Linked DNA regions of Homo sapiens: region 1 is linked to region 2. A link is an interaction called in ENCODE POLR2A ChIA-PET data of the cell type or tissue named here. Cell type or tissue: OCI-LY7. All regions are shown on one strand. Each heading gives the region's core, and the rest is flanking DNA. Links, peaks and the distances in the headings are about the cores only.

Region 1 (15,749 bases), core at 4,484-9,483, 51 kb after region 2:
CATTTCAAACTAGACTGTTATAAATTTAGTATGTTACATGTAATCCCCATAGCAACCAAAAAAAAATTCTAAAAAACACACACAAAAGGAAGTGAGAAAAGATCCCCTTGATCCAGTTTTGCTTTGGTTGCCTCTGCATGTGGGGTATTTATTGCTCAAGAAATTTTTGCCCAAACCAATGTCCTAGCAAGTTTCCCCAAAGTTTTCTTTTAGTAGTTTCAGAGTTTGCAGTTTAAGATTTAAATCTTTAATACATTTTTGATTTTTGTATATGGGAAGAGATAGGGATCTAGTTTCACTCTTCTGCATGTAGATATCTGCATATAGATTTCCAGTTTTCCGAGAACCATTTATTGTACAGACTGTCCTTTTACCAAAGTATGTTCTTGGCACCTCTGTCAAAAACCAGTTCACTGTAAATGTATGGATTTATTAATGGGTTCTCTATTCCGTTCTATTGGTCTCTGTTTGTTTTTATGTCAGTACCATGTTGTTTTGGTTACCATAGCTTTCTAGTATCATTTCAAGTCAGGTAATGTCATTTCTCCAGTTTTCTTCTTTATGTTGAAGATAGCTTTGGCTATTCTGAGTCCTCTGTGGTTCCACGTAAATTTTAGAATTGTTTTTTCTATTTTTGTGGAGAATGTCATTGGTATTTTGAATATGGATTGTATTGAATCTGTAGATTGCTTTGGGTACTATGGACATTTTAATAGTGATTTTTCCAATCCATGAACATGAAATATCTTTTCATTTTTTTAATGTCCTCTTCAATTTCTTGCATCAGTGTTTAATAGTTTTCATTAGAGAGATCTTTCATCTCTTTGGTTAATCCCTAGGTATTTTATTTGCAGCTACTGTAAATGGGGTTACTTTTTTGATTTTTTCAGATTGTTCACTGTTGGCATACAGAAACACTACTGATCTCTGTGTGTTGACTTTGGATCCTGCAACTTTACTAAATTTATCAGTTCTAATAGTTTTTTGGTGAAGTCTTTAAGCTTTTGCCAAATATAAGATCAAATCATCTGCAAACAAGGATAATTTGACTTCTTTTCCAATTTGGATACCCTTTATTTCTTTTTCTTGTCTAATTACCATAGTTAAGACTTCCAGTACTACTAGGTTGGTACAAACGTAATTGCGGTGGTTTGCATGATTAGAATTTGTCATCTGATATTGGAATACATTCTTTTTTTTTTTTTTTTTGAGACAGACTTTGCTCTTGTTGCCCAGTCTGGAGTGCAATGGCATGATCTCGGCTCACTGCAACCTCTGCCTCCTGGGTTCAAGCGATTCTCCTGCCTCAGCCTCCCAAGTAGCTGGGATTACAGGTGTGTGCCACCATGCCTGGCTAAGTTTGTATTTTTAGTAGAGACAAGGTTTCACCATGTTGGTCAGGCTGGTCTCGAACTCCTGAACTCTGGTGATCCACCCACCTCAGCCTCCCAAAGTGCTGGGATTACAGGCATGAGCCACTATGCCCGGTCTTGGAATACATTCTTAAATAAATGTCATTATATTATACATCATTTTAATGTTCATTTTTTATGTTTTTTGGCTAGAGACTTATTTACTTGCTGTTTATGTTTTAGACTATGGGAATGAAGTTAGATAAAAAGCAAATATGAGCAATTTTTGAATAAGTTCAAAATGGGTCGTAAAGCAAAGGAGACAACTCACAACATCAACAATGCATTTGGAGAGGAACTGCTAACAACTGTACAGTGCAGTGGTGGTTCAAAAAGTTTTGCAAAGGAGGCAAGCCTTGAAGGTGAGGAGTGTAGTGGCCGACCATCGGAAGTTCACAACGACCAATTGTGAGCAATCATCTCTTAGAACTACACAAGAAGTTGCCGAAGAACTCAACATCGACCATCCTACAGTCATTCAGCATTTGAAGCAAATCGAAAAGGTGAAAAAGCTCGTTAAGTGGGTGCCTCATGAGCTGAGTGAAAATCAAATAATCATCATTTTGAAGTGTCATCTTCTCTTATTCTACAGAACAATGAACCACTTCTCGATCACACTGTGACATGCAAGGAAAAGTGGACTTTATATGACAACCTGTGACAACCAGCTCAGTGGCTGGACTGAGAAGAAGCTCCAAAGCACTTCCCAAAGCCAAACTTGCATCAAATAAAGGTCACGGTCACTGTTTGGTGGTCTGCTGTCAGTCTGATCCACTACAGCTTTCTGAACCCCAGTGAAAGCATAACATCTGAGAAGTATGCTCAGCAATCTTAATGAGATGCACCAAAAACTGCAACGCCTGACACCAGCATTGGTCAACAAAAAGGACCCAATTCTCCACAACAACACCCAACTGCACATCACACAACCAAGCTTCAACAAGTGAACGAATTGGGCTATGAAGTTTTCCCTCCCGCCATATTCACCTAACCTCTCACCAACCAACTACCACTTCTTCAAGCATCTCGACAACGTTTTGCAGAGAAAACATTTCCATGACCAGCAGGATGCAGAACATTCTTTCCAAGAGTTCGTCAAATCCCAAAGCATGGATTTTTACACAACAAGAACAAACATTTCTCATTGGCGAAAATGTGTTGATTGTAATGGTTCCTATTTTGATTAATAAAGATGTGTTTGAGCCTAGTTATAATGATTTAAAATTCACAGTCCAAAACCACAATTACTTTTGCAACAACCTAATACCATACTATGTCTGGAAAAGTTGTTGTAGTTATTATTCTTGATCAATTCATCTTTTCATGATATGAGTCGTTTATACACCATAATTATTGTTATTAATATAGTATTCTGTGTTTTTCTGTGTACTTACTATTACCAGTCAGTTTTGTACCTTCAGATGATTTCTTATTGCTCATTAACATCCTTTTCTTTCAGATTGAAGAACTCCCTTTAGCATTTGTGTGGGACAGGTCTGGTGTTGATGAAATTACTCGACTTCTCTGTCTTATGAAGTCGTTATTTCTCCTTCATGTTTGAAGAATATTTTCACCAGATATACTATTCTAGGGTAGAAGTTTTTTCCTTCAGCACTTTAAATATGTCATGCCTCTCTCTCTTGGCCTGTAAGGGGTTTCCACTGAAAAGTCTGGTCCCAGACATATTGAAGCTCCATTGTATGTTATTTGTGTTTTTTCTCTTACTGCTTTTAGGATCCTTCATCTTTTACCTTTAGAAGTTTGATTATTAAATGCCTTGAGATAGTCTTCTTTGGGCTAAATCTGCTTGGCATTCTAGAACCTTATACTTGAATATAGAAATCTTTCTCTAAGTTTGGGAAGTTCTCTGTTGTTATTCATTTCGATAAACTTTCTACCCCTATCTCTCTACCTCCTCTTTAAGGCCAAAACGCTTAGATTTGCCTTTTGGAGGCTATTTTCTAGATCTTGTAGGCATGCTTTTTATTCCTTTTTATCTTTTTCTTCTTTTGTCTCCTCTGGCTGTGTATTTTCAAATAGCCTGTCTTCGAGCTCACTAATTCTTTCTTCTGGGGCCAGGCACTGTGGCTCACGCCTGTAATCCCAACACTTTGGGAAGCCGAGGCAGGTGGATCACGAGGTCAGGAGATCGAGACCATCCTGGTTGACACGGTGAAACCCCGTCTCTACTAAAAAACAAAAAAATTAGCCAGGTGTGGTGGCACACACCTGTAATCCCAGCTACTTGGGAGGCTGAGCCAGGAGAATCGCTTGAACCTGGGAGGCAGAGGTTGCAGGGAGCCATTACGCCACTGCACTACAGCCTGGGCAACAGAGCGAGACTCCATCTCAAAAAATAAATAAATAAATAAATTCTTTCTTCTGCTTAATCAGTTCTGCTATTAAAGGACTCTGATGCATTCCTTAGTATATCAACTGCATTTTTCAACTCCAAAATTTCAGCTTGGTTCTTTTTAATTATTTCCATTTCTTTGCTGAAGTTACCTTAGGGGATTCTGATTTCCTTATCTGTGTTATCCTGTATTTCTCTGAATTTCCTCAAAATGGGTATTTTGAATTCTCTGTCTGAAAGGTCATGTATCTCTATCTCTCCAGGATTGGTCCCTGGTGCCTTACGTAGTTTGTTTGGTGATGTCATGTTTTCCTGAATGGTCTTAACGCTTGTGGGTATTTGTCAGTGTCTGGGCATTGAAGAGTTAAATATACATTGTAGCCTTTGCGATCTGGGCTTGTTTGCATCTGTTATTCTTGGGAAGACTTTCCAGGTATTTGAAGGGACTTGGGTCTCTCTCTCTCTCTCTCTCTCTTTCTCTCTCTCTCTCCCCCCCACCCCCAATACCAAGCTGCCTTTCTTGGGGTTGCCAGAGACTACCTCTGCCACAGGCTGCAGAAAAGCTTTTCCAGATCTCCTATCTGTGCTTGGGAAAAAGGCCTTTACTTGCATTCAAAATTGTTATAACTCAAAACTCTGTGTGTCTACAAGGAAAAAGAGGAGGCTATGGTTCCAGGCTGTCTATAACCAAAATAAATGGATTTCTGTATGGTTCTAAGCTAAGGACTACATTGGGGTTTGAGTCCTGTGGCAGGGACTAGTTAGATGTTGATCAAGCATGATTCACCTTCCTCCTAGGCACAGGCCACATGACATTTCCCAGCCCTCCAGTAGTTAGGCATGGCCCTGAAACTGAGTTCTGGCAATGGAATATGAGTGGAAGTGATTAATCCATTTCTAGGATTGGCCCATCCTCCACTTTCCTCAGCTGAACTTGGAAGCCATGTGTAGAAAATGGAAGCACCTCAATCAAGGGGTCCTTGTGAATCAGTTACAGCAAGTAATGTTCTTTAATATAAAAGACCAAAGACTGAGCTAGTCACAAAGTATCACTTTCTCTTACTGGTTAAAGGTAGAACTTAAATGTTCCTGGGTCATTTAAACAAAAATCACCTTGGTAACACCCCTATGAAATAACTTAAGGACTTTAAAAAAAAACTATTAACAACTATTTCTAAATCCTCTGCTTTTCAAAACATTCCTGAAAGCCTAACAGATAGAAAGTCTGACCAGTCACGGTGGCTCACACCTGTAATCCCAGCACTTAGGGAGGCTGAGGAGGGTGGATCACCTGAGGTCAGGAGTTCAAGACTAGCCTGCCCAACATGGTGAAACCCCATCTCTACTAAAAACATAAAAATTAGCTGGGTGTGATGGCATGTGCCTGTAGTCCTAGCTACTCAGGAGGCTGAGACAGGAGAATCACTTGAACCTGGGAGGCAGAGGTTGCAGTGAACCGAGATCACGCCATTGCACTCCAGACTGGGAGACAGTTTCAAAAAAAAAAAAAAAGAAGATCTGACAAAACTATATTACTTCTGCTTTGCTGAAATAACGGCAAAGAAACGATGTAGCTTATTAATCTCCAACAAATTAATGGTTAAAGGATATATGCATCTACTACTCAGGTTCACTCTTAAGGAACCTACACTCAAGCTGGTACAACTAAGATGGTATCACCTAATTTTAACACATGGTTCCCTTGGGCTGAATTTTTCTTAATTACATTCTAAAACCTAGGGAGACTATTCTATCTTCTAAGCCAGTTACTTAATAAAAAAATCCATAAAAGTTTCCCTGAAGGGGAAAATGCACAAATTAAAGTCTCCTTTCAAGCTGAATAAAATAAAAGAACAGTTTAATAACACCAACAAATCAAAGGTCAAGATAGCTTTTTCTTTTTATTTTTGAGATAGAGTTTCGCTCTTGTCGCCCAGGCTGGAGTGCAATGGCGTGATCTTGGCTCACTGCAACCTCCAACTCCCGGGTTCAAGCAATTCTCCTGCCTCAGCCTCCCAAGTAGCTGGAACTATAGGCGTGCGCCACCACGCTGGGCTAATTTTTGTATTTTTAGTAGTGACGGGGTTTTGCCATGTTTGCCAGGCTGGTCTCAAACTCCTGACCTCAGGTGATACACCCGCCTTGGTGTATGTGTTTACATTATACAAAATATTTTCTTTCATTATCCTTATTATATAAGCTTTCTTCTATTAAAAAAATTTTCTTTTTTTACTTTTTAAACTGTTTTGTTAGAAAGTAAGATACAAACATACGCACTAGCCTAGGCCTACACAGGGTCGAGATCATCAATATCACTGTCTTCCACCTCCACATCTTGTTCCATGGGAAGGTATTCAGGGGCAATAATGGAGCAATAATGGAGGTGACATGGAGCTGTCATCTCCTATGGTAACAATGCCTTCCCTGGAATTACACTGAAGGACTTGTCTGAGGCTGTTTTACAGTTAACTTTTTTTTTTAATAAGTAGGGGTACACTCTAAAATAACAGTAGAAAGTATAGTATGGTAAATACATAAGCAAGTAACATAGTTGTATATTATCATCATTAGGTATTATGTGCTGTGCATGCACTAACTCTATGTGCTGTACCTTTATACCACAGCAGTGCAGTAGGTTTTACACAGGCATTACCATGAACATGTAATGTGTTGCACTACAATGTTGTAATAGCTAGATGTCACTAGGCAATAGAAATTTTTCAACTCTGTTATAATCTTATGGGAAGCCAGGCATAATAGTTCATGCTTATAATCCCAACATTTTGGAAGGCCAAGGCAGAAGGATTGCTTGAGGCCAAGAGCTCAAGACCAGCCTGGGCAACATAGCAAGACTTCATCTCTATTTAAAAAAAAATTTTAATAAAAAAATTATAATCTGGCCAGGCGCAGTGGTTCATGCCTATAATCCCAGTACTTTGGGAGGCCGAGGTGGGCGGCTCACCTGACGTCAGAAGTTCGAGACCAGCCTGGCCAACATGGTGAAACACTGTCTCTACTAAAAATATAAAAATTAGCCAGGTGTGGTGGCAGAAGCCTGTAATCCCAGCTACTCGGGAGGCTGAGGCAGAAGAATTGTTTGAATCCGGAAGGCAGAGGTTGCAGTGAGCCAAGATCGTGCCACTGCACTCCAGACTGGGGGACAAGAGCAAAACTTCGTCTCAAAAAAAAAAAAAAAAAAATTGGCCAGGCGTGGTGGCGGCTGCCTGTAATCCTAGTTACTTGGGAGGCTGAGGCAGGAGAATTGCTTGAACCCAGGAGGCAGAGGTTCCAGTGAGCTGAGATCGCACCACTGCACTCCAGCCTGAGCAACAGAGCAAGACTCGGTCTCAAAAAAAAAATGATAATAATAATAATAATCTTATGGGACCCCCATCTTGTATGTCATCCATCATTGACTAAAACATAATTATGCGGAACATGACTGTATGCAGAGAAAAAGAAAATGAATAGTTCCATCTATACTGAACATGTATAGATATTTTTTTCTTGTCACTATTCCCTAAGTAATAGAGTGTAACAGTTATTTACATAGCATTTACATTGTATTATATATTATAAATAATCTGGAGATGATTTAAAGTACATGGGAGGATATACATAGGTTACATGCAAATACTATGCCATTTTATAGATAGAACTTGAGCATACCAGAGTTTGGTATCTGCAGGGGGTCATGTACTCAATCCCCGAGAGATATTGAGGGACAACTGTAGCAGCAAACAGACCTGAGGGGCTGAATGTGGAATACAGGTAAGGTTAAGAAAAAAATCAAACACAACCTCCAGTTTTGTTCTGGTAAATGAGTAGTGCCATCTATTGACATGAGGCAGACTGGGGAAGAAGCAGACTAGAAAGTGAAAATCAAGACTTCATTTTTGGACATGTTAAGTTTGAGAGGTCTCTGAGCTATCCAAATGAAAATGTTACACGGACTATTAAAAATAGGAGTAGGGCCAGGCACAGTGGCCGATGCTTGTAATCCCAGCACTTTGGGAGGCCGAGGTGGACGGATCACCTGAGGTCGAGAGTTTGAGACAGCCTGACCAACATGGAGAAACCTAGTCTCTACTAAAAATACAAAATTACCCAGGCGTGGTGGCACATGCCTGTAATCCCAGCTACTGGGAGGCTGAGGCAGGAGAATCACTTGAACCTGGGAGGCGGAGGTTGCAGTGAGCCAAGATGGTACCACTGTACTCCAGCCCGGGCAACAGTGCGAGACTCCGTCTAAAAAAAAAAAAAAAAAAAAAGGCTTACAGATTGATCTTTAGGCCAAGAGACATCCAGAACAATGATGGGAAAACTCTGTAATCACATGTGTCCTACCCTCATCAGGGAACATTTGCCAACCTGCTTCAAGCCACCATAGACTCTCTGCTCCCAGTACTTTTGATGAAACTAAATATTTCAAAGTTAACACCTTTTTAGGAGCTAGCCCTTACCCATACCCTGGATAAGAGGGAAAGGAGGTCAAATAAACTTTTGCACTGAAAACTCGGAAGATTTCTCAAATGCTCATGTCTCAAACAGCATGTCCTGCATCCTATCCTCCACACAGTTGCCAGAGTAATCCAACTAAAACACAAATAAGAATATACTGCTCCTGTGCCGCGCGCGGTGGCTCACACCTGTAATTCCAGCATTTTGGGAGGCCAAGGCGGGCAGATCACCTGAGGTCAGGAGGTCCAGACCAGCCTGGCCAACATGGTGAAACCCCATCTTTACTAAAAATACAAAAATTAGGCCAGGCGCAGTGGCTCACGCCTGTAATCCTAGCACTTTGGGAGGCCGAGACAGGCGGATCACGAGGTCAGGAGATCAAGACCATCCTGGCTAACACAGTGAAACCCCGTCTCTACTAAAAATACAAAAAAATTAGCTGGGCGTGGTGGCGGGCGCCTGTAGTCCCAGCTATTCGGGAGGCTGAGGCAGGAGAACGGCGGGAACCCGGGAGGCAGAGCTTGCAGTGAGCCAAGATCAGGCCACTGCACTCCAGCCTGGGTGACAAAGTGAGACTCTGTGTCAAAAAAAAAAAAAAGCCGGGTGCGGTGGCTCACGCCTATAATCCCAGCACTTTGGGAGGCCAAGGAGGGCAGATCACGAGGTCAGGAGATCGAGACCATCCTGACTAACATAGTGAAACCCCGTCTCTACTAAAAATACAAAAAAATTAGCCGAGCGTGGTGGTGGGCGCCTGTAGTCCCAGCTACTCCAGAGGCTGAGGCAAGAGAATGGCGCGAACCCGGGAGGCGGAGCTTGCAGTGAGCCGAGATCGCGCCACTGCACTCGAGTCTGGGCGACAGAGCGTGACTCCGTCTCAAAAAAAAAAAAAAAAAATACAAAAATACAAAAATTAGCTGGGCGTGGTGGCATCCCAGGTACTCGAGAGGCTGAGGCAGGAGAATTGCTTGAACCCCACAGGGGGAGGCTGCAGTGAGCCGAGATCGTGCCATCGCACTCCAGCCTGGGAGACAAGAGCGAGACTTCGTCTCAAAAAAAAAAAAAAAAAGAAATATACTGCTCTCGGCTAGGCACGGTGGCCCACGCCTGTAATCCCAACACTTTGAGAGGCCGAGCCAGGTGGATCACTTGAGGTCGGGAGTTTGAGACCAGCCTGACCAACATGGAAAAACTCCGTCTCTACTAAAATACAAAATTAGCCAGGCATGGTGGCCAATGCCTGTAATCCCAGCTACTTGGGAGGCTGAGGCAGGAGAATAGCTTGAACCTGGGAGGTGGAAGTTGCGGTGAGCTGAGATCGTGCCACTGCACTCCAGCCTGGGCCACAGAGCAAGACTGCCTCAAAAAAAAAAAAAAAGAATATACTGCTCCCCTACTTATTATCCTTTTTTTTTTTTTTTTTTTGAGATGGAGTCTCGCTCTGTCGCCCAGGATGGAGTACCGTGGCGCGATCTTGGCTCACCGCAACCTCCACCTCCCGGGTTCAAGCAATTCTCCTGCCTCAGCCTCCCAAGTAGCTGGGATTACAGGCGCCCACCAAGACGCCTGGCTATTTTTGTATTTTTAGTAGAGATGGGGTTTCATCATGTTGGCCAGGCTGGTCTCAAACTCCTAACCTTAGGTGATCCACCCACCTTGGTCTCCCAAAGTGCTGGGATTACAGGCGTGAGCCACCACACCCAGCCAATTATCCTTTTATATCACACTAAAGACCCTCAACAATCAAGGCTTCTTTAATCTCTAACCTAGCATTTACACCTTCAACGTAAAGCTCTGGGTCTGGCAATAACAAACCGATTATAGTTCCCTATATATATTACGCAGCTTCCCTTCTGTGTGCTTTCTGCCCTATGCTTTTCCCAATGTACTAACCCTGTAATGCAGAGGAAAGAGGTTCTGATTTCCATTAAAATAATTTTTTAAAATTTCTGTCACACTGAGGGTATTTTAGGAACTAAAGTTGAACTCATCTTCTGCCATCCTCAAAAATATTCTATTTCCTTTGTCTACTCCTATCATATAACCATTATTACTCAAATTACCAAAATTCAAAATATTTGAATCATTCTCCATTCATTCATTCAATAAATAATGACTGAGCACCTATTGTGAGCAAAGCCTTTAGCTCTGCATTGTTAGACAAAATGATGACATAGTTCTTACCTTCAATAACATGCAACTTAAAAGCAAAAATGAAATACAAATGAACACAGAAAGTTGAAAGTGCTAAAACACTGATTCATCCTTTCATTCAGCAAATATTTATTCAGCATCTACTTTATATGACCAGGAATGGATCAAACAATATGTTACAGAAACAAAATGAGATAAGACTACTTATTAAGCACCTACTTATTATGTGCTTTCCAGTCATTTTTGCATTTGATCTCTTGGAACCTAAGCTTTCACTTTTAAACCACAGAATTTTGAGAACTGGAATTTCAGGACATTCACAGATTTCCTGAAGCCCAATTAAGGATCCTCCTAGGATCCCATGTGGAAAAACAACTTTGCAGAAGAGTTTCTTTTTGGGTGTGTGGTTTTGTTTTTGTTTTTTGTTTGTTTGTTTTTTGCTTTCTTTACGAGACACGGTCTCATTCTGTCACCCAGACTGGAGTGCAGTGGTACAACCTTGGCTCACTGCAGCCTCAACTTCCAGGGGTCCCACCTCAGCCTCCCAAGTAGCTGGGCCCACAGGCGCGCACCACCAACCCCGACTAATTTTTGTATTTTTTGTAGAGATGGGGTTTCACCATGTTGCTCAGTCTGGTCTCAAACTCCTGAGCTCAAGCAACCCGCCTGCTCAACCTCCCAAAGTGCTGGGATTACAAGTATGAGCCACCACACCTGGCCTCACAGAAGTTTCTGTGGCATTTGAGTTAGGCCTGGAAAACTGAGTAGAATTTTAATATGCGGAAGCAGAGAATAAAGAGCTTCTCAAACTGATGACTAATTAAAGTATATCAAAGTGCCTAACAATAAACAATTACTTACTGAATGTCTATTACATACCAGTTAAAATACTAGAGGCTGAAGATACCATGATGATTAAGACAGCCTCAGAGGAATTCATTTGACTGACTTACAATCAATTAGGACATTGAGCAAATATCTATGTTTCTAATAAATACACAAATAACTATGTTTCAAGTACTATACTAAGCCCTAGGTATACAGAAGTAAATGGAACAGTCTGACTCTCAAAGAACTTACTAATGAGAGAAACAAGATAATTTTAATATTGTATGCCATGATCGAGAAAAGCAGACGGTCCTAAGGAACCAAGAGAAGTGGCAACTAACTGACTCTTCTAACAAAAAGTGCTAAGTATCAAGTAGATCTTGAATGCCAAGGTCTTCAGGCTTAATTCTATGGGTAATAAGAAGCTAATGAAGGTATATGAATAAGGAGAAATGAAATGAACATTTAACGAGTATTTATAAAGCACTTACCATTAGCCAGGGAGGCAATGAGTTCCAATCTTTTGTTAATAGAACGTGAAATATATTAGAGGTTAAGAGACTGAAGACTGAGTAAATACAGTTAAGATACTGCAACAACCAAGACTAAAGTTTATAAATATGAAATTAAGGTAGTGACAATGGGAATAATGGTTTGAAAGATTTCATGAAGGCAGAATCGAGAGAACCTAATGCCAGACTGGCTAAGGGAGTCAAAGGAGAAGAAGTAAAAGACTACAGATGTGGGCCAGGCACGGTGGCTCACGCCTGTAATCCTAATACTTTGGGAGGCCAAGGCGGGTGGATTGCCTGAGCTCAGGAGTTCGAGACCAGCCTGGGCAACACAGTGAAACCCCATCTCTACTAAATACAAAAAATTAGCCAGGCATGCGCTACTCAGGAGGCTGAGACAGGAGAAACGCTTGAACCTGGGAGGCAGAGGTTACAATAAGCCGAGATCGCGCCACTGCACTCCAGCCTGGGCGACAGAGCAAGACTCCATCTCAAAATAAAACAAACAAAAAAAGCCATGGATATAATTTCATGTTGGATGACAAAAAGGAAAGATACAGAGAGAAGCACATTTCAACACAGAAATTATTCTATTTTCATGATACAGTAAACCACTGACCTTCTGGAGATCCAAGTCCTACATCCTGATTAGAACGTATTCTTAAATACTAGTATAATAAAAACTGTAACAAGCACTGTTCCATGTCATGAGAAAGGGAAAAAAAAGTTACGTGTGAGATGTAGATGCTTGCTGATCAGCTGGGCTCTTACTACCCAAATAAATAGAATTCAACCAGTCTCGACACATACAATGAAAATTTTGGCCTTTTTAAAATCATAAATTATTACAAATTATGAACTTTCAAGGTCACTATCAAATTATAAAACTCACAAATGTTAGGCCGGGCACAGTGGCTCACACCTGTAATCCCAGCACTTTGGGAGGCCGAGGTGGGTGGATCACCTGAGGTCAGGAGTTCGAGATCAGCCTGGCCAACATGGTGAAACCCCGTCTCTACTAAAAATACAAAAATTAGCCAGGCGTGGTGGCGGACGCCTGCAATCCCAGCTACTGGGGAGGCTGAAGCTGGAGAATCACTTGAGCCTGGGAGGCGAAGGTTGCAGTGAGCTGAGGTCCCACCACTGCACTCCAGCCTGGGCAACAAAGTGAGACCCTGTCTCAAAAAAAAAAAAAAATCACAAATGTTAAGAACACAAATGATGAGTCTACGGTGGAAATGTTAAGCACAAAAATGGAAATGTAGAGCTAAGGAAAGAGGTCACACCTAAAGAGACTCAGCTCACTTTACAAGGATGTTCTGTGACACAATGCCATAAATAAAGAGGACTGCAGACCCTTGTTCTACATCCTCAACATCTACAAACAGAATGAGCCTGCTAAATAGAGCACAATAAAGGATCAAGCTAAGGACAGAGGACATGTCCTCAAGGAACATTTCAGGAACAGGAAGAGAAAACACAAGACAAAGACACACAAGAGAGCAGTTAGAGAAGCAGTAACAGAATGGATATTATAATATTAAAAAAGAAAAAAATGTCAACAAGGAACACACAGTCAACAGTGACAAATAGTTCACAGAGGTCAGACAAGATGAGGAAAAGACTATCAGATTTAGTAATTTAAAGGTTCCCAGGACTTTTACATATTTCTCTCTGTAACTATTTCACAATGAAAACTTTTCACAAGTAGCCATGAATTATATTTCAATTTGAAAAACAAACTGGGCACTCATGCCCATAATCCCAGCACTTTGGGAGGTCAAGGTGGGAGAATCACTTGAGCCCAGGAGTTCGAGGCTAGCCTGAGCAACATGGTAAGATACCACCTCTACAAAAAATAAAAAATTAGGCCGTGGTAGTTCACGCCTGTAATCCCAGCACTTTGGGAGGCCAAGGCGGGCAGATCATCTGAGGTTAGGAGCTCGTGACTAGCCTGGCCAACATGGTGAAACCCCATCTCCACTAAAAATAGAGAATTAGCCAGGCATGGTGGTGCATGCCTGTAATCCCAGCTACTCGGGAGGCTGAGGCAAGAGAATCGCTTGAATCCGGGAGGCAGAGGTTGCAGTGAGCTGAGAATGTGCCGCTGCACTCCAGCCTGGGCGAGAGAGCAAGACTCTGTCTCAAAAAGAAAAAGAAAAAGAAATTAAAAAATTAGCTGGGCATGGTGGTATGTGCCTATGGTCCCAGCTACTTGGGAGGCTGAGGCAGGAGGATCACTTGAGCCTGGGAGTTCAAGGCTGCCGTGAGCTATGACGGCACCACTACACTCCAGCGTGGGTGACAGAGTGAGATCCTGTCTCAAAAACAAAAATAAGTTTTAGTAACCATCACAATACATTCATACAATGGAAAATTACACAGCAATGAAAAAGAACTGTTTCTACAAGCAACAACATGGATGAGTCTCAAGACATGATCCGAATGAAAGAATCTGGTCACAAAACAGTACACACTATGATTCCATTTATATGAAGTATTAGTTCAAAACAAATCTATAGTGACAGAGGTGGTGAGGGAGGTTACATCTGTAAAAGAGTAGTGCTAGGAGAAAGCACAGGGAGCATTCTAGGGTACTGGGAATGTTCTCCATCCTGATGTGAGTTGTGATCATACAGGTACTCATTCTGTAATATTTCATGGACTGAATGAACCTTTGATTTGTCAAACCTCAATAAAAAAGTAATCCCACACAAAAAAAGCTTTCGGTGACCTTAAAGACATCAGTTTTGGGAAAGCATAAGTGAAGAAGCCAAACCATATTAGAAATGTATACAAGGTGAGGAAGCTAAGACACTGAATACAAACTCATTTTTCAAGAAGGTTGTTGGGGAAGCAAAGAAGAGATAACAAAGTAGTTTGGGTAGGTTACACAATTCAGGGAAATTATGTTGTTTTGTTTTTATTTGTGATATAAAACAAAGAGAGTAACAAGGGTCTAAGGCAAACAAAAGAGGATGAAATCAAGGACATAAGTAGAGAAATTAGCCTCGGAGAGGAGGATGAGTACTTTTCTCTGAGACTGAAGCTAAGGATGAGAAAACACAAAAATCATAAAATAAAGAGGAGGGAAAAATCAAGTAATCTTGAACTCTACCATGAAATACGCAGTAAGGTCAACTGGACAGGTAAACTGAGACAGGAAAGGACCTGGACTTGAAGTTCATTGTACAAGTTTTGACTAGATGATACTGCAGAGAATGTAAAAGATAAGTATTAGGCACATGGGGGAGTAAATTGCAGCAAGAGGACAATGCTCAGCAGCTAGAAGCGGGGCAGAGATGGTCAATGGTGCAGTCTCCTCAGGGCTCAGTGGGGAATAAGAGGTGGAAGAACAAAAGGGGGGAAAAGTCCAAGGGCTACCTAGCATGGTATATAATTTTTAAACTGTCTAAAGGGCCGGGCACACTGGCTCATGCCTGTAATCCCGATTACCTGAGGTCAGAGTTCCAGACCAGCCTGGCCAACATGGTGAAACCCTGTCTCTGCTAAAAATACAAAAAAATTAGCTGGACATGGTGGTAGGCACCTGTAATCCCAGCTAGCCGGGAGGCTGAGGCAGGAGAATCGCTGAACCCAGGAGGTGGAGGTTGCAGTGAGCCGAAATAATGCCACTGCACTCTCCCCTGGGCGACAGAGCGAGACTTCGTCTCAAAAAAAAAAAAAAATGTCTAAGGAAAATGCTAATTTATCTGAGAGAAAAGAGGTAAGAGACCTATAAGAAGTCTTAAAACATTCATGGATGAAGTCAGTAGGATCCCGAATAGAGCTGAACAAAAGGAAAGCTGTCACTAGAGTTCATTACTACAGAACATTTTTCTGTAAATCCAACAAGACCAAGGATTACTTATTCTCCTTTCACTAAACTTATTACCGCTACTAGTGGCAGCTTCTCCTGCCTGATAAAACTGACCTTTATCCCCTACTCATAAATACACCTACTCTTGACTAATAAATTACATAAACATATCCTGTTCATTCAGAAACTCCATGAATATTTGTATGCTG
Region 2 (15,749 bases), core at 6,286-11,285:
GGAAGAAGAAACTGCATTTTTCTAATCTAACCCACCAGTAGCGAAGCTCTAAAGCTAAGTGATAAGATGCTATTCTCTAAAAACTAACCCCACCCCCAATACTCCATCCCTATCACTCCACCCCAAATATTCAAGGTATATTGTTTTAACAGTCTCCAAAATTTTATTACCATTTGGACCCTCAAATTGATACACTTTGATACTTTCTGCCAATGATGATATTTCCCAAAGAACTTTAAGTAATGTTTGACTATATTGAACAAAATAAAAGATATTAAACTATATTCTGAAGTTACAAAGAAAGTTATACATACTAAATCCTAGAGAAATAACCAGTCACTCTCTTTCATTGTCCACAAAGCAAACTTCTAAAGGTATTAAATAAAACATGAAATGGTGCTATTCATGGCCAGGCGTGGTGGCTCACGCCTGTAATCCAAGCACTTTGGGAGGCCGAGGCTGGTGGACCACCTGAGGTCGGGAGTTTGAGACCAGCCTGACCAACATGGAGAAACCCCGTCTCTTCTAAAAATAAGAAAATTAGCAGGGCGTGGTAGCGCATGCCTGTAATCACAGCTACTCAGGAGGCTGAGGCAGGAGAATCTCTTGAACCCAGCAAGTGGAGGTTGCGGTGAGCCGAGATTGCCCCATTGCACTCCAGCCTGGGAAGCAAGAGCAAAACTCCGTCTCAAAAAAAAAAAAAAACCACGAAATGGTGCTATTCCCACAGATGAGGATTCACTGCCTATATGCACTACTCATTATTCACAATGACTAAAGCCATAAAATATTTCCAAAGAAAAGACAAAGGCCAAGTGTCCAAAGGCAGTAACCGCTACCCCCACAAGTAAATATGCAAGCCAGGAGTCACAAGGCTGGTCCTTGTCCTTTATGTCAACAGTCACCAGCGTGGAGATGACTATGGGTCAAAGCTGTCTATGCCTGAGGCAACTCCCTCCCTGGGACTCAGCCTGGCTCATTTGCTATTGAATTCTCACACTATACGTATATTGATCCCTACTGCAGTAGCAGCACTCTTTCCAGAGAAGGAAATTAACAGACTCTAAGAAACATAACCCAATAATCCACTCCATTGGAAGTGGATAGAGAATTGGGTTTTGGAGACAATAACTTTTCAACTAACATTTAAAATCAACGAGGCAAGGTGCTGTGGCTCACGCCTGTAATCCCAACACTTTGGGAGGCCACGGTGGGAGGATCACTTGAGCCCAGAGTTTGAGACCAGCCTAGGTAACATAGTGAGAACTCAAGAAAAACAAACAAATCAATGATGAAAAAAAGGTATTCTCTGCCACTAAAATATTATATGTCTCTTGATATAACTCATAATTAAACCCACATAATGTAACTAACATAAATAACACTGCTTGGGCTTAGGGTAGGAGTGGTGAACATTCTAGGGCCTACTCAGAATCCACTGCTGATGACAATACCATTGTCAAAGGACAAAATTACAACAGATTTAGTTTAAAGATCAAACTGACTTTCAGTTTAAAGATCAAACTGACTTTTGTTTGCAATTCTGTAACATCTCATTCTTAAAAATAGAATGCGTGTTCTGCTGAGCTAAGCAGAGGGGGCTGGCTTTCTAAGCAGAAAATGGGTTAAGAAAGCACAAACAGGGAACAAAAAGCAGATTATTCATTACAAAGTGACTCTCCTTATAGAGTTAAAACAGAACTTTCTTATCATGCTAGCTCAGGTAAACTGGGTCACCTCTGGTTACAGTGAATTTCATGGTTTTGTTGTTGTTTTTTAAACTGGCCTGTTTCAGTTCAGTTTGATTACATGGCCAAATAAGTTTGGGGGAGGTAATAAGAGACATGGAGTGCTTGTAGTGTTCAGGAGGGGGTTAAAGTTTGAATTTGTTCTAACACACCAGTAGAAATAGAAAAAGAAAATAAGAAAAAAAACTCTACCAATATTTTTAAAGGGTAAAAAAAAAAGGGGACAGTAAGGCATAGAGATGTAGGATATGGAATACAAAAAATAATATGGCACAAACAAGTCCAAATATATCATTAATCATAATAAATGTACACAGACAAACTTTTCATTACAAACAGGACTTTTTTTTTTTTTTTTTAAAGAAAACCTACTGTATGCCATTTGCAAGAGATATACCAAAAGCAAACTGATATGAAAAGGCTGAAATAAAGGGATAGTTGGTTTCTGGAAAAACTAACAACAACAAAAAAAATCTTCCATGAATTTTTGTTGTTGTTATTTTAATTTTTTTTGAGACACGGTCTTGCTGTCACCCAGGCTGGAGTACAGGGGCACAATCATGGCTCACGGCAGCATCGACCTCCTAGGCTCAAACGATCCTCCCACTTTAGCTTCCCAAATAGCTGGAACTACAGGTGTGCACCGCCACGCCTGGCTACTTAAATTTTTTTTTTTTTTAATTTGTACAGACATCTCACCATGTTGCCCAAGCTGGTCTCCAGCTCCTGGGCTCAAGTGATTCACCCACCTGGCACTCTCAAAGTGCTGGGATTATAGGCATGAGCCACTGTACTCGGCATTCCACTGATACTTGATAATGAAAAAAAAGAGTCTTAATACCCAATATTAGAAATACAAAGAGAAACAGAAGAACAAATCAGCAAAGGTTTAAAAGAACAAAAATTTTATATATATATATATATAAACAAATTGATCTCAATAAATAACAAAATAAACAAAATGGACAAACTCTTAAAAACATATACCTTACCAAAACTACCTCAAGATGAAAAGTAGGAAACTTACATTATATACATGAGCATTTTAAAAAACTGAATCATACATTATTCCTGAGTTGGGTTTACCAACAAAATGTGAATGTGGTTATACAATAAAAAATTCACAAATGTTATATACCTCAAATAAATTGAGAAAAAATAAAACAATATCAGATGATACAGAAAGGCATGTCAAACAGGTATACAAAGAATCAAAAGCTGGGCGCAGTAGCTCATGCCTGTAATCCCAGCACTTTGGGAGGCCAAGGTGGGCAGATCACCTCAGGTCAGGAATTCGAGACTAGCCTGGCCAACATGGCAAAAGCCTGTCTCTACTAAAACTACAAAAATTAGCCAGGCATGGTGGCAGGAACCTGTGATCCCAACTACTCAGGAGGCTGAGGCTGGAGAATCGCTTGAACCCAGGAGGCGGAGGTTGCAGTGAGCCAAGATTGCACCATTGCACTCCAGCCTGGGTGACAAGAGCAAAACTCTGTCTCAAAAACAAACAAACAAACAAACAAACAAAAGAATCACAGGAACAGAGATCTTCAAGACTTTAGAAAAAGGAAAGGGAGAGAGCTAAAAAAAGGTGGAGGTCTTTACATTGAGAAACAAATGGTGCAAACTCAAATGCTTTAATAAGCCAGTAAGGTAATATACTGTACTTTATCAAATCTGAAAAACTATCAATTGCAAAAGACACTGTTATTTTTTGTAACAGTAAGAAACATTTTTTAAAATGCAAAACAAAAATAAGCCTGGCCAATTAACGTATAACACACCATCAAGAGTAACACCGCTATTTCAAAGCTGTTATAAAGTAAAAAGATGTGAGCCTTAGAATAGATGAAATTCAGTAAATACATAAAGCAGCAGAGGATAAAACAAAAGGGGACTGATAGAGACTATGTTGGTTGATTTTTCTTTAAATCTCCAAAGGTGGCTAAATAAAATATATCTACAGGAAACAGTCACCAGACCACCAATTTGTGATCTAGATTTACACAGAGAACACCAGAATTTAATTCAGAGGTGATCAAGGGATGTAACTGTAAATCACTGTAAGATTTCTGAATCAAACAGTTCCCTCTACAGAATACATGGCATCTACAGGAATGTATTGTTAACACAGACTCCAGATAGCCAAGGAACTCTAAAGATCTGAGGCTGGACTGATTATCCTTGTCTACAAAGATACTGGAGTTACCCATAATGACTATAATATTTGAAAATTAGGTACTCAGGTTTTAACTGCATGGGGATTATCAGAAGGTTGATAGGTAGAAAAGGAGGATAAAACCACTCAGGAATGGGGGGAATGTCAGAAAAAAATGACTATGAAAAAAACAAACAAAGGTACAAGACTGGTGTAGCTGCAACATAGAATAGGAATACATGAGTCAGGGCAAAGAAGAGGGACAAGAGTGAGATAAATTCCTTAACCTTCAAAGCCATCTAATTTACTGACTTGATGAAAATATCTTAGTGGTACTAAAAACTGAAGAGTACAAACTGAAATGTTTCTTTTATCAAGCTTCCCACAGAAAAGAACAAGGAAATGTAGAACAACAGAAGCAAATAATTAGGTTACATTTTTATCCATGTCATCAGCCTTTTTAAAATGAAATTTCAAGAAGAAATTGAATGTTTGAAATCTACCTGGTTCTTGAAGATTTTGTTTTTAAAGACTAAAAATTAGCTGAATCACATTTTGTAAGATGACCATAATTTATGACAGTCATAATTTGCAAAATAAAAAAAGTCCCAAGGCTTTCTCAATAATAATGCTTCCCAGTATGCATTATGTTGTCATATATCCTCCAAAATAATTAAGTACCCGTAAACAATGACACTCTAAGTACTCTCGTTTTTGAACAGCAAAGGCAAAAAGCAAGCAGGGGGTTGGGGGGGGTGCATAAAAATACTATACAATTTAGTTTTTGCCTGAAGGCAATAATTTTATCAGCACAACAAATATTTTCAATTCAGAACCTGGGAAATTGCACTGTCTATACAATGAAGACAGATTACTATATGTGCCTTATGGGCAAATAATGTGGAAATTATGGCACTAAGAGAGTTGATAACAAAAATTTGCTTATGGTGGCTAGTCCCTGACCTTTCAAAGTTAAAATCATCCCCCATAAAGTTGATTGGGAAACAGGGCAAGTATAAAAGCACCTCCTTCAATTCACAAGGAACTTCAATCTCAAATGTCTCTCCATGTGTAGATGCTTCAAAAGTAGATGTAAGATGAAAGCCAATTTTTACCACAAAAAAGACCCAACTTGAACAGCTTTTCAAGCAAAACAGTGTCAATTCCTACACCGACAGAGGCTCCTCCAGTGTAAAGAAAAGATGCTCACACATAATCTCCCAGATGTCCTTTTACCATTAAGATGTAGGGATGTTGTAGTGTGTGACTGTGCAGACTGAAACTGCTACAGTTCTTTTTCTAACACATAGGAAGCAAGCTTGAGAATGAGGCCAAAACACAGAGGAAGGCAAAAGAGCAATGAAGCTGAGCAAATACACCAGACTACCCAACTCTGAAACCCATCCAACCTCTGGACTTCATTGTTGTGAGTCAATACATTTACCTAACATTTAAACCACTCAGAGTCAAAATTTCTGTTACTTGTAGTTCAGAGTACCCTAACCTATACATCTAGCCTGGCCATACACCTACTTGTCTGTCCTTGAGGAAGCTACTGAGCTTCACGTATCTGTAAAAATGGCCAATAAGAAAGTCCTCCACATCGTCCACTGCTATCACCCCTCCAATCTGTTATTATTTCTTGCTTTTTTTGACCACAACAGTCTCATAATTGGTCTTTTTGCTGCAGCCCTTGCCTCCACTGTCTACTCTCAATATACCAGTGGAGTACAGAAATGAAATGAAATTTGGCTGTGGTTATATGACTAGAACATGGCAGAACTGTAATTTGAACAAAATAGACAAGGTCTTTGCTGTCACGGAACTTCTAAATGCCCTATTTACTATTCTGCTACCTCCCCAAGAAACTCTGCGGAAAAACCTGGAGGTATCAAAGTAGGCTGTGTCTTAGCTGATCTTCTGGAAAAGTTTTAGGAAATCTATTTCACCAGAAAGCAATTAGCGAAGCCAAATATTTATTTGGATTTTCACCTTCAAATCTGAGGTTACCCAGTAGATTACCTGTACCACCAGGCACACTTTACCTTTGTGTGTTTATTTATATAAATCTATTAATAAAACTTACCTTTAAATCTTTATATTATAATGTAACTATTTAAAACAAATAATCTAAACTGCTGCTTTTCAAGCGTTAGCTCTGTTTTGGAATGTTCCAAAGCAATCTTCTGGAGAATGAACCTTAAAGTTTATTTTTTAAAAATAGGCAAAATAGGCTGGGTGCGGTGGCTCACATCTGCAATCCCAGCAATTGGGAGGCCGAGGCGGGTGGATCACCTGAGGTCAGGAGTTTGAGACCCGGCTGGCCAACATGGTGAAACACCGTCTCTACTAAAAATACAAAAAATTAGCCAGGTGTGGTGGCACATGCCTGTAATGCCCCAGCTACTCGACTCCGGAGGCAGAGGCAGGAGAATCACTTGAACCTGGGAGGCAGAGGTTGCAATGAGCCAAGATCACGCCACTGCACCTCCAGCCTGGGTGACAGAGTGAGACTCCATCTCAAAAAAAAAAAAGTAGACAAAATAAATAGGGGAAAAATTTTTTATAAGTATAAGGCTGTAGGAAAAGATCTTCCAGTGCTATGTAATCTGGCAGTTTAGAACTCCTGCTAGATAGAAACAAAGACTCGAGAGGAAGGGCATCAGTAAACAAGGTAGCAAATACTAGAGACTGACTCAGGCATCAGGGAGAAAATGAATGATTTAACACAAAACAGAAAATATTTCCCATTCAACAAATAGGATTCCCTTTCTGAATCCTAGCAACTAAAGAGAAATAAAGATATAAATAAGCAGTGCAACTAAATGGGCTTACAGAGCCAGCCATTTTTAATTAGCAGCTGCTTGAACATACATCACTACTTATGAGAGGTCATCTGAGTACAGTACTAAATAAATACTACTCAAAATAACCCCAAGAAATCAAGGGACAAATCTCATCGAATCAACTGTGCTAACAGGAGAAATTAGTATAAGGCGCTGGAGTTTATGTTATTGACTTTTAAAGCCCAGGTCATACTGGTCAACTGCTAAAGATTCAGTGGGTTCTCCCTACGGGCTCTGAATGTTTACAGCACCATCAATAAGAAGTACATATAATAACTAGAAACAATACAATTTGTTTAAATTTATATTTTAAGTTTACTAATCCTATACATTTTCTACCTGAGAACTTTAAAGAAACTAAAATAATGTTAATTCATGATAATTTTAAAATCCTTAGGTATTTTGTACAAAAAAAGTGCTTTATAAATAATGTCAAATAAACAAAATGAAAACAACAGAAATAGCTACATTTCATGACTAAACCATCACAGGTTGATTGATTAGCTCAGTGATTTACACTAGAATCTTCATTATGTCAATTCTCAAAAACATTTAGTGATAGACTAGAAGCTGGCTTGCTCTTTGCTAACAAGACTAAGATGAGATAATCTACAAAGCATGAAAAAAATAATCATCAAATTTGGCATGTATTCTTTTAGTGCTAAGGATATTCATTAAAACTCAGTTGAAGGTTGCCTATCAGTCTATTTTCATTCACTGTTATATCTTACATACCTCTTCATCTAACAAACTACCTATGATTTAAGAAGGAAAAGATGGTAGGTAGGTAGGTAGGTAGACAGACAGACGGATGGATGGACAGACAACACAGACAGACAATAGATAAGTGGATGGAATGTGTATATGCCAAGTGATAATTTAGAAAAGTTCTTAAAACTATGCATAGAATCAAGCATATACTACCATACATGTGACTTAATGGTGGGCAGATCAGGCATGGTGGTCAGGAACAGAATATGTTCACCGTAAACAATCTGTCAGCAGTAATGTCTAATGTTCTAAATTAGGCTTGTATCCCATACAGGTCTGATTTAGTTGCTCTACTCACTAAATACAGTGTAAATAAGCCCAAGCAGCATTTTTCTATCAAAATAGCAAGATTTTAGATAAGTTCTCTAATTATAACTATACATCAAAGAATAAAGAGGAACTTAGCTGCACTCCACTCTGCCTCCTACCTCAAATGAATTAAATACATTATAACAATCTGTTCAGTACATTTACAAGAGACATTAAAAGGAAGGAGATCAGTGAAAAAGGTTTTCTTTTACTCACCTGTAACCCTCTCCTTCTCAGAATACTGGAATCATCCATAATAGATATCAGACAAAAAAAAGCCACTCCCCAGACAGTCAACTACTAGTGCCTACTTACTGCTGGATAAAGAGGCAAACAATCCTTTCAGCACACCACTAACCCACTGTTCCACTAAACCAGTTATCCCTCTGTCCAGCGTAAGTATACAATCACTGCCTCATATCAGAATCACGTCTTTCTTCACAGAAGTATAGATACATCTCATCTGAAGCACTGCCAAATAGCGGAAAGACTTCATATTTGTTTTCATTTTCCATGCATACCCCTTTGGTTGAAATTATTTGAAGTACTAAGAAAAGAACAAAAGGTTCCGGGGGAAAAATTCCAATCTTTGATATCCTGACTTTGCTGCTTATTAAAAAGGTTTAGCAAACAAAACAAGAGTCTCCACCTACAGCTACTAAGCTTATAAAATCCATGTCACGTTTTCCTTTCCAGAAACAAAACCACTCCACATACGTTTTTAAAAAGATGACAATTCTTCAGAAATACAAAGAAAAACATACGATTCTGATGCCTGTATTTTAGACTCAAAATGATATAAAACCAGTTATTGTTTTGACTAAGTCGGCAAAATTCCTTTCATCCTTTGTACAGACAAAGCAAATGTCAGATTCTTTCGATACTGTCAGGGGCTCTTTTGTTTCTTTATCGCTAGACTCACTGGTCTTCACTTCTTGGACAGTAACGAAAGCCTCTTTCTTCAGGAGCTAGATCATTGCTAAGGTCGGTTTCCCTGCTCTTTTATGTGCAGGAGGGGGCTAGTCCACGTGTTGTGAGTTCTGAGCATGGACAAATTCATTCAGCTGTTTATCACTTACAGTGCTGTCACAGGAAACGCTCCCCATTCCCCCAGACTTCTAAAAGGGCACAGCATGAAAAAGTCTCATTTTATCCAAGCTTTAATGATCTCAAGAATTGTTTCTTTGGTTACTGGCTGCCATTTTTAAAGTAGAACTTCAGCCAAGTTTAAAGATGCTTCTGTTTCTTAATTCATGGCTCAAAATACATAATCTTTTAGATTTTAAGAGTGAAAGATTGTTCTCATGATATGATTCTGTTCCTTACACACTCCATAAGCAACGTTTAAACTTTCCAACTTTATGGTAATTGTCAGAATCTTAGTAAACACAAAGGAAAGTTGCTGATCTTTCTAACAAGTCACACACACAAAATTGTTAGTGAAGGCAGCATTATATTTTTAGGAAGTGAGTTTAACACATTAAATTCAATCATTTTTTCCAAACTATAAGACATGCTACAATAATTACTCTCCTACAAAATTCAGGAGACACGAATCCAAATTCCCTAATTTGACAGATAAAGGTATGTATAAAGCACACAATCAGCCAGTTATACTACCTAAGGTGTAAATATAGCAATAGCTAAAGGCCAGATTCAGTCTGCACCCAAAAAGGAAGAAAAGCAGTCCCTCCTATAATTATGACAGCTGCAACCAACAGTCTAGGGCTTGAAGGAAAGTCTATTTACAAGATCATTTTCTGGTCTTTTTACAACTGATTATAGTCATAAGAAATTGCCACACTGCTGAAAATAGCACAAAAAACAGGATCCATGTCCCTTTCATTCAGCAGAAATCTTCTAATCCTTAGCATAACCAGTGTGGTCTTTCATTGTGAGAGCTAATAAATCCACATTTCCACGGATTCCTTCTCCCATCTGCTGCTTTGAATAACTAACGGCTGGATTATGTCTATGGGGAAAACAAACACAAGACCTGAACAGACAGCTGATTTGCATAGGGTATGCTGTACACTGTATGAGTGTCTGCAAAGTCATAGGCCTTTAAAGTCATAGAACTCCTCTATCAAAATAGGTTTAACTAGCTAAAACATATGTATCAGCAGAGAGGAAGTAGGAGTGGCTTCTAATTTATTCAACCCGGTAATCAGTAAAAATATAAAAAAGATGCATTCTGAGAAGCTATTCAGACAAAAGATTCAAAATTCAAACTCTTTATTCATTTACTAATTCAAGAACCATTTATTTTGCCAACCACTGAGATAGGGATGAGGAAAGATTACCAAAATCAACATTAACCATAAACTAATAATCCTATTCTAGAAGAGCTAAAATCCAATGGGGAAGCCAAATACAAACAAGTAATTATGACACATGAGAAGTGTGCTAAAAGGTATGACAAAGTGCTATGGGAGTGTCAAAGAAGGCTCAATTCATTATAGTGGAAAGCCTACAAAAAGGCTTCAAGTGGAAGTGCCATTTGGTCACTAAAACTAACGTTATGGGATTATCAACCTTTCACCAAGACAGGTTTCCTTTCCCAAAACGTTGTACACAGCTTAAAAATCTTCAACCTGGCCAGGTGCAGTGGCTCACCCAGCACTTTGGGAGGCCGAGGCAAGTGGATCATCTGAGGTCAGGAGTTCGAGACCAGCCTGGCCAACAAGGCAAAACCGTGTTTCTACTAAAAATACAAAAATTAGCCAGGCATGATGGCAGGCAGCTGTAATCCCAACTACTTGGGAGGCTGAGGCAGAAAAATCATTCAAACCCAAGAGGCAGAGGTTGCAGAGCTGAGATCGTGCCACTGCACTCCAGCCACTCAAGGTTAAAAAAAAAAAAAAAAAATCTTCAGTCCTCACTATCTAAAAAATTAAGTAAAAAACGTCTCCCCTTGGCATTCAAGACACGCCATATCATGGAAACAACAGATTTTATCTTCAGTAGTACCTTATTGTAACTTAACCTTCCAATTGGAAAGAACAAGGCACAGTTTCCTGAACATACCCCATCTTTCCCCACCTCAAATCCTTTGTGGATAAACAAGAATACAACCATCTACCTTATAAGGTTGTTGAAAGGAATCATTTATGAAACATGTATGAATGATTCACAACTTTTTTCAGTATCTCTCACAGAGTAGTGTGTAACCTGCTCAAAATTTCCTGCCACAACCTGGTTTCCTTAAAGCCTGTTTGGTTCTCAAAATTTATGCAAATTTTGCATTCTTCTCTGTAAGATAATAAACCTTTATTTGTTTATGTTACAGTAATATTTGTAGTAACTGATTAAACTGTAGGAAACAGAAGAAGAGTAACCAGAGAGGTGGAAGGAAATCAAGACTGCAAATGCTATTAAAGAAGCCAAGAAAAGATAGTCAGGGACTGCTGAACAAATGCTGCCTGGAGGCCCATCATTAAAGAATGTCATCCAATTTAACTGACTTGAAGTCAACTGGTACCCTTTGTAGGAACAATTTCAGGAGTGGAGGAGTGGTAGGAGCAAAAGCCCAACTCCAGTGGGTAGGAGATGAGGAAATAAAGACAGTGAATCTAGACAACTCTTCCAGCTTGCATTTAACTCTCCATACTCTCTGCAGCCAAAGTTCTCAAAAAAAAAGTTATTCTTGAAAAGGAAGGGAGGGGATTGAGAGCATAAACAGTGATAGAAGGAATATTTCTTCCACCACAAAAGATGAAAAGGAAGGAAGGGGATTGAGAGCATAAACAGTGATAGAAGGAATATTTCTTCCACCACAACAGATGAAAAGGAAAAAGCAGGTACAGGTAACAAAATATTTGTAACTTTAGTGGTAAAGAAGCTAAAGAAGCTTCCACATTATAGCTATTTTCTCCATGAAATAAAAAGGAAATCAGCAGAGCAAGGAAATTCCAAATTTGAGATGAGTAAAAAAAAAAAAAAATTGAGAGATAATACAGAGAACAAGAAAATACGCTGAACAAAAAGTAGAATTGGTAAGCAGCGTTAAGGACTGACCTACATCATTCATCATCATTTTACAGTCCCACCAATCTGCTCCGTTGTGTGGCTTTCTTCAGTAGACTACAGTAATGCAAAGGCAAAGTTTTACTAAACAGCTTTACCAGATAAATTGACCAAAAATGGGGCAAACAATTTATGACATGGAATAGAGAGAGTAACAATGGAATCTAAGCTAAAAGAGGAGGAAAGTAAAGACGAAAAGACAGGAAGAAAAGATTTAATAGAGGTGCTGGTAAGTCTGAGAACTGGTATACTTTAAGAATAATTAAATGGGGAAGCTAAAAAAATTATCAGGTTGTAGTGAGGAGGTTACCTAGAGTTACGATTTTAGTGAAGGAACATTTCAGAGGTATGACAAGGCAGAGAGCTAAGTGGACTAGAAATGATAATGAGGTCAACAACTATGCCAGGATATTATTGGATGGATTCATCTACATGGTTGCTGAAAATAACAAAGATAATAGCAGGAGTTGAGAGGAGTAGTAAGATTTTTTTTTTTGGAGACGGAGTTTCGCTCTTGTCGCCCAGGCTGCAGTGCAATGGCATGATCTCGGCTCACTACAACCTCTGCCTCCCAGGTTCAAGTGATTCTCCTGCCTCAGCCTCCTGAGTAGCTGGGATTACAGGCACCCGCCACTACGCTTGGCTAATTTTTGTATTTTTAGTAGAGATGGGGTTTCACCATGTTGGCCAGGCTGGTCTCAAACTTCTGACCTCAGGTGATCCGCCTGCCTTGGCCTCCCAAAGTGCTGGGATTACAGGCATCAGCCACTGCGCCCGGCCAAGAGTAGTAAGATGTATACTGGATTATAGAATCTAACATGAAACAGGAAGAATAATTAAGTTGGTAAACAGCAGCCAGGAAGGGAAGGACTGCCAAGAAAAATTACCCTAATGGGTCATATATGTATTGATTCTTGCTTCACATAAATTTTTTTTTTTTTTTTTTGAGACAGATTCTCACTCTGTCACCCAGGCTGGAGTGCAGTGGCATGATCTTGGCTCACTCCAACCTCTGTCTCCCAGGTTCAAGTGATTCTCCTGCCTCAGCCTCCCGAGTAGCTGGGATTACAGGTGCCCGCCACCACTCCTGGCTAATTTGTGTGTGTGTGTGTGTGTGTGTGTGTGTGTATTTTTAGTAGAGACAGGGGTTTACCATGTTGGCCACGCTTGTCACAAACTCCTGGCCTCAAGTAATCTGCCCATCTCAGCATCCCGCCACCTCAGGATTGCAGGCATGAGCCACCCCGCCCAGCCCAGATAAATTTTTATCAATGTGGATATGCTAATTTACCTCAAATCCCCTATTTTACAACTGGAGAAATTAAGACCCAGGAAGGAGACGTAACCTGCTCAGAAACAGTGTAGTAGAAACTTGAACCCATGCTTCCGACTAGAACATTCAGCTTTATTCAGCTTCAACTAAAAAGAACAGAAAGAGCAGGGTTTCTTGTCCAAGAACAGATGAATAAAACATTTTCATCATCTTCTCTACTATGTTATTAGTATTGAGAGGACTATCAGCCAATGACTAGATAAAAAGTCAAACACCTTGCAGAAATAAAAGTAAATACATAAATTCTCAGAATAGGCTGCATCTAAACATTTCCTCAACATAAATTATCCTTTTATTTATCAGTAAGTGAATAAAATATAACTAACCCCATGTGGAAAGCTATAAGGTTCTTTACATGGTAAGCAAGCCAAGATAAGCACAATGAAAAAATTAACTTTAGGCCTCCCTGATCAGCTCATCTTGATTTTCTCCCTCTCATGTTGTGTCTGGCCACAACAAATTATGAGTACTTCTCTTGCACGCACCACTTTGTTTCACTGCTTCATGCCTTGGCACATGTTCCCACCTACTGGAGAGGTTCCCTACTTCAGCTCTTACCTAGTAAACTCCTATTCATTCTTCAAAACCCAGCTCAAGGGCCAGGCGTGGTGGCTCATGCCTGTAATCCCAGCACTTTGGGAAGCAAAGGCTGGCGGATCACTTGAGGCCAGGAGTTTGAGACTAGCCTGGCCAACATGGTGAAACCACATCTCTATTAAAAATACAACAATTAGCTGGGTGTGATGGCACTTTTTGTGCCTGTAGTCCCAGCTACTCATCAGGCTGAGACAGCTGAATCACTTGAACCCAGGAGGCGGAGGTTGCAGTGAGCCGAGATACCAATGACTTTCTTCACAGAATTGGAAAAAACTACCTTAAAGTTCATATGGAACCAAAAAAGGGCCCGCATTGCCAAGACAATCCTAAGCCAAAAGAACAAAGCTGGAGGCATTATGCTACCTGACTTCAAACTATACTACAAGGCTACAGTAACCAAAACAGCATGGTACTGGTACCAAAACAGAGATATAGACCAATGGAACAGAACAGAGCCCTCAGAAATAATACCACACATCTACAACCATCTGATCTTTGACAAACATGACAAAAACAATGGGGAAAGGATTCCCTATTTAATAAATGGTGCTGGGAAAACTGGCTAGCCATATGTAGAAAGCTGAAACTGGATCCCTTCCTTACACCTTATACAAAAATTAATTCAAGATGGATTAAAGACTTAAATGTTAGACCTAAAACCATAAAAACCCTAGAAGAAAACCTAGGCAATACCATTCAGGACATAGGCATGGGCAAGGACTTCATGTCTAAAACACCAAAAGCAATGGCAACAAAACCCAAAATTGACAAATGGGATCTTATTAAACTAAAGAGCTTCTGCACAGCAAAAGAAACTACCATCAGAGTGAACAGGCAACCTACAGAATGGGGGAAAATTTTTGCAATCTACTCATCTGACGAAGGGCTAATATCCAGAATCTACAAAGAACTCAAACAAATTTACAAGAAAAAAACAAACAACCCCATCACAAAGTGGGCAAAGGATATGAACAGACACTTCTCAAAAGAAGACATTTATGCAGCCAACAGACACATGAAAAAATGCTCATCATCACTGGCCATCAGAGAAATGCAAATCAAAACCACAATGAGATACCATCTCATTTCAGTTAGAATGGCAATCATTAAAAAGTCAGGAAACAACAGGTGCTGGAGAGGATATGGAGAAATAGGAACACTTTTACACTGTTGGTGGGACTGTAAACTAGTTCAACCATTGTGGAAGACAGTGTGGCAATTCCTCAAGGATGCAGAACTAGAAATACCATTTGACCCAGTAATCCCATTACTGGGTATATACCCAAAGGATTATAAATCATGCTGCTATAAAGACACATACACACGTATGTTTATTGCGGCACTATTCACAATAGCAAAGACTTGGAACCAACCCAAATGTCCATCAATGATAGACTGAATTAAGAAAACGTGGCACATATACACCATGGAATACTATGCAGCCATAAAAAAGGATATGTTCATGTCCTTTGTAGGGACATGGATGAAGCTGGAAACCATCATCCTTAGCAAACTATCGCAAGGACAAAAAAAAAAAAAAAAAAAAAAACACCGCATGTTCTCACTCATAGGTAGGAAATGAACAATGAGAACACTTGGACACAGGAAGGGGAACATCACACACTGGGGCCTGTCATGGAGTCGGGGGAGGGGAGAGGGATAGCATTAGGAGATATACCTAATGTAAATGACAAGTTAATGGGTGCAGCACACCAACATGGCACATGTATACATATGTAACAAACCTGCACATTGTGCACATGTACCCTAGAACTTAAAGTATAAAAATAAGAACTAACTTTAGTTACAAAATCCAAGTCCTGCAGCAGTCTCAGAGACTCATCAGGCCCATCACAGTGGTGCCCCATCCAGCACAAAGTACAGAACCTGGAAACTTTACAGTCTGTGGTAGCTTCTCAACAAAGGATTCTTTTTCATTTGTTGCTTAAACAGAGAGTCAA

Evidence for each region. ChIA-PET counts read pairs that join two places held together with the same protein. Peaks named below come from ENCODE experiments on the same cell type or tissue, not always from the same donor. Only the 100,000 strongest peaks of a DNase experiment are listed, where the experiment ranks them.
Region 1: POLR2A ChIA-PET joins it to region 2 with 6 read pairs; 8 of 35 experiments call an interaction of 5 or more read pairs at or near these places.

The regions. Positions count from the first base shown.
Region 1 is chr1:45,804,713-45,820,461 of GRCh38, reverse strand. The region is part of intron 1 of MAST2 (microtubule associated serine/threonine kinase 2); the gene reads right to left. Among named protein-coding and RNA genes, the nearest start is that of MAST2, 9.0 kb to the right of the region's middle. In OCI-LY7, for the core only: CTCF peaks have their summits at 6,393 and 7,590 (motif pointing left); no DNase peak of the experiment used is centred there.
Region 2 is chr1:45,857,439-45,873,187 of GRCh38, reverse strand. All of the region lies in intron 3 of MAST2 (microtubule associated serine/threonine kinase 2), which reads right to left. LOC105378694 (a long non-coding RNA gene) reads left to right here. Exons shown (of 5, transcript XR_001738038.2): 5 at 5,217-5,304. Among named protein-coding and RNA genes, the nearest start is that of MAST2, 62 kb to the right of the region's middle. RefSeq lists a silencer at 5,157-5,451. In OCI-LY7, for the core only: no CTCF peak of the experiment used is centred there; no DNase peak of the experiment used is centred there; H3K4me3 peaks cover 807 bases; H3K27ac peaks cover 1,554 bases.